Linked DNA regions of Homo sapiens: region 1 is linked to region 2. Evidence: chromatin loops called from intact Hi-C (ENCODE). Cell type or tissue: Calu3. All regions are shown on one strand. Each heading gives the region's core, and the rest is flanking DNA. Links, peaks and the distances in the headings are about the cores only. Region 1 overlaps TENM2 (teneurin transmembrane protein 2). Region 2 holds the start of MIR12125 (microRNA 12125).

Evidence for each region. Hi-C counts contacts between places; a loop is a spot of excess contacts. Peaks named below come from ENCODE experiments on the same cell type or tissue, not always from the same donor. Only the 100,000 strongest peaks of a DNase experiment are listed, where the experiment ranks them.
Region 1: it touches region 2 in a loop (4-fold over the local background); 1 of 110 quality-filtered maps calls a loop at or near these places.

Annotation. Positions count from the first base shown.
Region 1 is chr5:168,111,865-168,116,260 of GRCh38, forward strand. The region is part of intron 11 of TENM2 (teneurin transmembrane protein 2); the gene reads left to right. Among named protein-coding and RNA genes, the nearest start is that of MIR12125, 52 kb to the right of the region's middle. In Calu3, for the core only: a CTCF peak has its summit at 2,724 (motif pointing right); a DNase peak (open chromatin) is centred at 2,757.
Region 2 is chr5:168,162,207-168,166,602 of GRCh38, forward strand. It overlaps TENM2 (teneurin transmembrane protein 2), which reads left to right. Exons shown (of 31, transcript NM_001395460.1): 15 at 405-551. MIR12125 (microRNA 12125) reads left to right here and starts at 3,639; the gene lies at 3,639-3,723. In Calu3, for the core only: no CTCF peak of the experiment used is centred there; DNase peaks (open chromatin) are centred at 1,965 and 3,245.

The DNA of each region.
Region 1 (4,396 bases), core at 252-4,251, 50 kb before region 2:
TCTTACCTTTATTGGCAACTTATATTATTTCTGATATGTGCTTTGCCTAGGTTTTCATTCATCTGTTTATTAATTTGCTAGAGTTCTTTGCGTATTTCAGATATCAAACGTTATGCTGTAAAACATGAGAAAAAAATATTTCTTCCCAGAGTTGCTTGTCCCTTAATTTTGCTTAGGGTATCCTTTGTCACAGAGAAGATATTAATTCTTTATAATCAAATCTGATCCTCTGTTCCTTCATGGTTTCTAGAATTTATGTCTTACATATCTCCCTCCCAGGAAAATAAAATTAGTCTCCAGTATTTTTTCAAATACTTTGGTAGTTTTTGTTTTTCTGTTTAGGTCATTAATCTGTATGGAATTTTTTTTAACTTTAAGTTCAGGGGTGCAAGTGTGGGTTCGTTACATAGGTAAACTTGTGTCATGGGGGGTTGTTGTACAGATTATTCCATCACTCAGGTATTAAGCCTAGCGCCCACTAGTTATTTTTCCTGATCCTCTCTCTCCTCCCACCCTCTACCCTCCAGAAGGTCCCAGTATGTGTTTTTTCCCTGTATGTGTCCATGTGTTCTCATCATTTAGCTCCTACTTATGAGAATATACAATATTTGGTTTTCTGTTCGTTAGTTTGCTAAGGATAATGGCCTCCAGCTCCATCCATGTCCCTGCAAAGGACATGATCCCATTCCTTTTTATTGCTGCATAGTATGGAATTTATTTTTGAATACAGTGTGCAGTGGGCGGGGGGGGGGTCAAACTTTATTACTTTTCTACCAGATGGATTGCCAATTGCAGGGATCTTGCTAGAAGGGAAACTCACCTTTCTGACACTGGTTTGCTCAGCACCAAGCTAAGTCCACAACCTCAAAAGCCAGTGGGGTTGCCTTTTGAGTTTTGGTTTGAGGGGTCACCGAGCTTTGTTTGCCTGGCCTCCATGACCTAAATATTACATCCTCAATTGCTTCAGGAGGATCAATGCATCTTCTTTTCTCCATCACTTATCCTCTACCACCTAACCAAGCTACTAACCCATGTGAGTTACTCATCACTATTGCTGACTAACTGGGATATAAGGCAACCAACTATTAGTGCTATTTTGACGATTTGCCTGGAGTACTAGCTTCAAGTATTTTCACCTCTCTTTTCCAAAGAAATTTTCAAACAGACTTCAGCTGGGTGTAGTGGCTCATGCCTATAATCCCAGCACTTTGGGAGGCTGAGGCAGGAGGATCACCTGAGTTGAGGACTTCGAGTCCAGACAGGGCAACATAAAGAGACCCCGTCTCTACCGAATTTTTTTTTTAAATTAGCTGGGCATGGTGGTGCACACCTGTGGTCCCAGATGCTCTGGAGGCTGAGGCAGGAGAATTGCTTGAGTCAGGGAGGTAGAGTCTGCAGTGAATGGTGATCCTGCCACTGCACTCCAGCCTGGGTGACAGAGCAAGACCATGTCTCCAAATAATAATAATAATAATAGTAATAAAATGAAATAAGTATAAAACAGACTTCAAATAATTTTTTAAATACATTATTTGAAATTCCCTCTACACATCTAGTCCAGCCCACAAATTATTTGTGCAGATGTAGGCATTTTCCCTCTGCTTTTATGACTGAGCCTCTCCAATATCCTTAACTTTTCTCCACGTATTCTCTTTACTGCAAGCTCCAAGTGGACAGGTGGCTTATCCTGTTACTTCCCACTGAGTAAATAACACTGATAATTCATCTCATCCCTTACAGAGAACTTTGTGGGGGCTGGGAGGGCGGGGGAGCTTCAGCTGGATCATTAAAATGAGCTTTATACCATTTAGGTGAATCTAAATTCTGTCATTTTTTTGTCATCAGCCTGTTAACTTGTCAGTTATTAGTGGTTGTGGTAATTTATTTTTCTTCTGTGGGAGTCTTAGAGCTTCCATTTACTAGATTTAGTAAAACAGGAATAGTCAATTTGTACAAACATTTTAATTAATTTTACATAGAAGCTTGAATGCACAATGTTCTGCTCCCGTAAGCCTTAGGAAGAAGAGAGACATGCGGAGACAGAAAACGCTCCACTTTCATACCTGACCAATCACAACCAACTCCCTCCCACACCAGAAAAGACTGGAAGAAGAAAAAATGAAATCTTTCCATTAGTATGATTTGACATACGTCTGGTGATTGCTAGTGTTTGTGTGTGCGTGTTTGAGACCTATGGCATTTCTTTATTTTATTAGCCCTTGAAGTCAGATTAGAGATTCAGTTTGAAATTTTGTAAGGGAGCATCTCTTAATTTGCCTACCAAGTGTCAGCCACTCCTGTGAGCCATACATGTTACCTCACTGAACCCTTCCATCAATGCTGAAAGGCCATTTTTTGAAGGGGAAATTGGGTCTTTGAGAGGTGCAGTAATCTTGCCAAAATCCACAGCTGGTAAGGTACAGGTTTGGTTTCGAATCCAGGTCTTTCTGGCATCAAAACCCTTGCTACTTCCACTTCTGCTCCGTAATACTTCTTGGCACAGAGTAGGCAGTCAGTGTCATTTTTCTATAACCTGTCATAAAAAATAATGCAGCTTGCATGATAGTAAAAATATAAGACTTATTAATACAGGAGGTTCCCCATTTCACATCCAGCCTCTTGAACAAAACATCAGCCTGACCTCAGATACTGGGATGCTCTGGGTTGAGTTATGTCTGAGAATGAATCAGTTGCCCCAGAGGGAAGGTGCTCTCCAATGCAGGACACCCCAGCCACCACTGGAGGGAGCTCATCTGGTGTTTCTGCACTCTGCCCCATGGCAACTGGATTACTATAAAGTCTCGCTCCTGTGATGAGCCGCCTTCCACTTCTTTGTATGGCATAAGCAAAGCCCATTGAGTGTCCTGCTTTCCAGTGAACATCACAGTGTTTTTGCATTTTTTACCACACTCCCAGTGAGCACGCGGCAAACCCTGAAGGAAGGCTGCGTTTGGAAGGTGGAGAACTCTGTGACCTATTTTTTATATTTTTCACTGAGTAATTTAAGTAGGTCAAATTTTAAATTTGATTTCCCAAGCACCTGGTTTTAAATAAAACCCATTCTTACCTTCTAGACAATCCTGTTTTTTTCTACTTGAAGTTTATGCAGAAGAGGAACAGTGTCACTATGAATAAAGAAAATAATTCGGTCAGGCACGGTGGCTCACACCTGTAATCCCAGCACTTTGGGAGGCCAAGGCGGGTGGATCACCTGAGGTCAGGAGTTCGAGACCAGCCTAGCCAACATGGTGAAATCCCATCTCTACTAAAAATACAAAAATTAGCCGGGCATGGTAGCAGGCACCTGTAGTCCCGCTACTCAGGAGGCTGAGGCAGGAGAATCGCTTGAACCCGGGAGGCAGAGGTTGCAGTGAGCCAAGATCATGCCACTGCACTCCAGCCTGAGTGACAGAGCAAGGCTCTGTCTCAAAAAAAGAAAGAAGGAAGGAAGGGAAGGAAGGGAAGGAAGGGAAGGAAGGAAAGGAGGGAAGGAAGGGAAGGAAGGAAGGAAGGAAGGAAGGAAGGAAGGAAGGAAGGAAGGAAGGGAAAGGAAAGGAAGGAAAGAAAAAAAAAGAAAAAAATTTTATCTATATTTTTTATTGATTAAAAAAGACAAAAATTTTGCACCTTACTTTCTACCATCCTCCACCTTTTGGGAGGAAGGAGGATGTAATAGGAGACCAGTGTTGGTGATTTGATGTAACTTTCTCTGCCATCCGTGACAGCCCATCCAATCTATAACCCTTAGGTCAGAGAGTCAGAAACAGCCCTTGGAAGCTCATTTAAATACACGTTGTGCAACCATACTTCTCGCTGTTTTTTATTTCAGTGCAGGGCTGGAAGGGGGCTGAGAAGTGATGTTGATTCTAGTCTTCCCACCAGGAAATACCTTCACTGTTACCTAGATCAGAAATGACAAGTAGGTTTTCTCTGGAATACCAACTCTGCCTGCTTGCCGGTCTCAGCCTGCACACTGCATTGACGGTTTCGAGGCTCTATCTGGGCTCAGGGGAACAAGATGCCGTGATCAATTAGTGATGTCTGTAGAGGTGTGGGAAGGTAGTACTATAGATCATGTGCACACGCCTGCCATCCCAGACCTAGAGCTTAGCATGAGTCTCAGGAGGAACTGGCATGGAACAAACTTAACTCTGTCTTAAATCCCTCTCAAAACTTTAAGAAAGTTCAGAGTTTCTTGTGCTACTTCATATTTGCATGTTCCCTAATTCTTAATTGGGCACCCTGGGTTCAAAGCTCTTTTTCTACCCTCTGTTAGACAATCAGCCTCTGTAGCAACTCTGTACAAACTCCTCTGTTTAAGCATCCTGTAGATAGAGAGTATGATCCCTACATTTAGACAGTTCGTCTAAATTCAATATGCGGCTTTGAAGTTCTC
Region 2 (4,396 bases), core at 135-4,134:
TTCTCTTCTACAGAAGAGCACTTCTTAAAAAAAGAGAGAAAGAAAAGCTTCTTTTCAGTAGCATCAATCCTGAGCTATTGGCTGGAAACCACAGCCTAGCTAGTCTGGTTGTCAGCTCAGCACTGGTTTAGTTGTCTGGGATGTGCATTGAACTCCCCGCTTTGGGAAGGTTGCCTCTGACCTAGGTCAGTTGTCACTGGGGATCCCCTGCATCTGTGACCCCACTGTGTCTTGCTACTGCATGCGTTGCCTGCTCCCCTGACTCTGTGGAAGGCAGGCGCGGGCCCCACTGTGAGGCTGGCCCAGCGGCTGCCCTGCGGCCTTGCTCCCCTCTGCATGGCTCCCCTGCTTCCCCAGCGCGGCCTCACGTCCCTCCTTCTCATCCTCTCCATTTCTCCAACCAGATGGCTGCCCTGACTTGTGCAACGGTAACGGGAGATGCACACTGGGTCAGAACAGCTGGCAGTGTGTCTGCCAGACCGGCTGGAGAGGGCCCGGATGCAACGTTGCCATGGAAACTTCCTGTGCTGATAACAAGGATAATGAGGGAGGTGAGCACGCGTCTTCTCATTCCCAGCCCCTAAGAGCAGAGCGTTGTCCATGCTTTTGTCATAAGTCATTTTTCTTCGGAAAGACCTCCCCTGCACTATTGTCAAATGTTGTTGTAACATTTTCTTTGAAGCAAATGCAGCAGAGAACAGGTGTCCTTATGCCAGGGGGGATCTCTGGGAGACACCGGCTGGAGGCACTGGGGGTTGATACTGGCTGAGAATTCCCAAGTGCCCATTGCCACATAAAGGTGGCTGGGCCCTGGCGCTGCCTTCAGGGTCACCAGTCCTGCCAGAACTTTCAGGGCTGCGGATAACAGTCGGTGACAATGAGGATGACAATCTATGCCTAACGCACAAAGCTGTCATAAGCAATGCCTGCTGCCTTCATCCTTACAGCCCTTTGAGATGTCACTCTACAGATGAGGAAACCGAGGCCTGAAGAGTGATTAAGTAACTTTTTCGAGATAATCCAACCACCATTAGTAAAATTGAGACCCAAACCCAGCTGTGGCTCCAAAGCGTCTTTTCTAACCAGTAGTTGGCAAACTATGGTCCATGGACCAAACCTGGCCTGTAAGCTAAAAATAGTTTTAACATTTTTAATGGTTGGTGGAAAAAATCATTAAAAAGAACAATATTTGATAATGTGAAAGTTATGTGAAATTCAAATTTTGATGTTTATAAATTTTTAAACAGCTTTATTGAGGTATAATTGACATATAAAAAGTTGCGTATATGGCCAGGCACAGTGGCTCACACCTGTAATCCCAGCACTTTGGGAGGCCATCACCACCATCAAGGCCATAAACATGTCCATCGCTTCCCAAAGTTTCTTCCTATTGACTGAACCAAGGGTTGGGCTGCTTGTTTTCAAGGTCCAATAACAAGATGCAGACACACTGGGAAAGTAACCAGAAATAAACTCTCCCAGGTACAGGGAGAAGGCCAGAGATAATTCACCAGGCCATCTCTAAATTACAAAGTTTTCCAGTGTGTATATACCTTCTAAGCTATGTGTCTACATGTAAGTGTGCATTCATCTGAAGACACAAATGATTGATTCCATCTAATCTATAACTAAGGTTTGGGTCCTGGACACCTTCCTCCAGAGCCTCAGTAAATTTGCTTAGCCTAGATGGGTCCTGGTGCCGGGGGTGATTACCCTTATCTTTTCTCCAGCTAAGGTGTGGAGGTCTGGGGAGTTCCTTTAGACTCCCAGTAAAACTTGTTTAATCCTAAATGGGTCCTGGTATGAGGAGCATGAGAATTTCTTCATTATCTTGTGAAGGTTCAAGGCCCAGGAAAGGCCTAGGCAAGACTCTTGGTGAGCTTTTGTTACATTCCAGCCTTTGTGTAAGTGCGCTGGCTCTTTCCGCCTTTAATATTTAACCTAACCATTCATTCAGTGCCAAAACAGTTGTCATGGAGGCCTGCCTGTTCAGCTGGTGGTGAGACCTGGCCTGCCACACTGCTCTCTTTGTGATTATTGTCTTGGGGTGATTTTTTGGTTTTAAGAGTTTTTGTGGTAAGAACATTTTAACGTAAGATCTACCCTCTTAGCAAATTTTGAGTGTACACTACTTTGTTAGCCATAGATACTATGCTATGTGTAGATCTCCAGAATGTATTTATCTTGTATCGCTGACACTTTGTACCCCTTAACCCACACCTCTCCATTTATTGGAATACAGCCATGCCCATTTGTTTATGTTTGGCCTAGGGCTGCTTGCACTCTCCATGTCAGAGTGGAGTCAAAGCAAAAACCACTTGGCCATCAAAGCCTAAAACATTTACTCTCCGGCCCTTTACAGGAGAAGTTTTCTGTCTCCTGTTCTAAACCTCTGAGCTGAATTTCCCCATGTTCCTTCCTGATGGAGTGCTAAGATTCTGGGGCTAAATGAGGTTGGGTTAGCATGTGGGCCACCTAATCTCCTAAGAATACTGTGGAATGTTCCGTAGACTTCAGTACAGGTATGTTATCCACCCCCATCAAAATTACTAACTGATCAGAATTCACTGGGGGCAGAGGTTGTTTCAGAGTGTAGGAAGATCCATGAGTCCAATCATTTGATTTAACAAAAATGTATTTAGTGCCACCTTGGACCAGTCATTGAATTCTAGGGATATCAATGACCAAGTCAAAGTCAGCCACTGCCTTCATGGCCCCAACAGGTCCTTTCAGTGGTGTCCAGAGCAGGGTGGAATCCATCGGGGTGGTGGATGAGAGTATTAGATATTCTATTTTTATTTTTTCTCATCCTCTTAATGGGTATTTTGCAGTTTCCATAATTTATGATTGCCATTGTGCCTGTATGTAATTTGTAAATAAACAGATGTACATACACTGATAGGAGTACACAATCAAAACAGTTTACAGACCTGATGTGGTTTACAGAGCTCCCATTCATTCATTTTCTCTTTCCTGAAACAGAGCCAAAGAGAAGTCACTTTAATTCATTTTTTAACAAGTTAAGGCATAACTACATAATGCATTTTTTTTCAAGTCAGAATCGCACGACTTTTGCTGGTAAGGTTCACTGCTTTTCCTTCTGCCTCCCTGGCGATTTCATTGAGCACAGCGGTTGCTTACAGATCAGCTTCTACTTCCAGAAAGGAGCTGCTCTCCTGGCTCCCTTCCCCGTTCCTGGTGTCAGCAGCTGAAAGCATAACAAATGGCTGGAATGCCACACAGAGGGGAGAGAGGAAACTCTGGGGGACTGTCTCCCCAGCATACCCTGCCTTACCCACCTCCCTCCCCACCAGCCCTACCCCTGATCCCAGCTTCCACCCGGCCAAAACCAAAATCCTGAAGTGATGGAGCTAAAAGAGGCTCACAGGGTCCCCGGGCCTAAGGGTTGCCCACCAGGCACAATTCAGGATCCCCCCCCCAACCCCCCCCCCCCCCCCGGCTGGCAGAGACAAAGCAGTCCAAAGGCAGGGCACAAAAGCAAATGAGGCAGTGGTGATTATGCTAAAGACAATAATGGCCTTGTTACGGGAACTGTTAAAGCAAACCTCCCAAGGAAGTAATTAACCACAAAGAAAAAAAAAAAAAAAGGCTGCATGGTGTTTATGAAAAGAAACTCCCAGTTAATTCAGAGTTGCTTATGTCAGGTGAGAGGGGTAGACACCAATTCTCTCTCACCTGGCATAAGCAATTCACAATTAACTGAGTTCTTTTTTTGGAGGTGATTCCTCAGTGTAGAGTATCCTTTTTATGGTTAGTGACTTCCCTAGGAGGTGTGCTAAGCACTTTGCTGTTTATTGATAAATATTAAGGTTGCTCCTCATCAACTCCAGATTCAATCCTGCAGCACACTAATTATATCACTCTTTTTGTTTGGTTGGGGTGGGGATGGGAGTTCTGCCCTCGTCTCTGTCCTGCTTCGTGAGTTATCAGGAAGGGCTATGTGAGTTTATAAACCTGGCAGTGGGTCAGAGAGGCACCCGGGCAGAACATGAATGCAGACCCGGGGAGCAGCAGCAATGAACACATTTGTTATAAATTTCATGAACGAGCAAAATAATAGAGCTATCTACCAAAGTGGACTGGAAAAGACAAATCACTTTTCCATCTAGAAACACTCTACTTTAAAAAAAAGAATCTGTTTGAAGGGATATGTATTTTTTATTTTAAACTGAGATAGATATAGATACAAATAACAGATAGAGATATTTGAAACCTTTAACAGCCTTTTTTCAACCTGGGTTCCTCTATGAGAGAATTAAGCCCTAATACTTTATGGCCACTAGTAGTTCTGAAACTTCAGCATGCAGCAAAACCACCTTGATTCAACACAGAGTGCTAAGCCCTATTCCTAGAGCTCCTGATTCTCTAAGTCTGG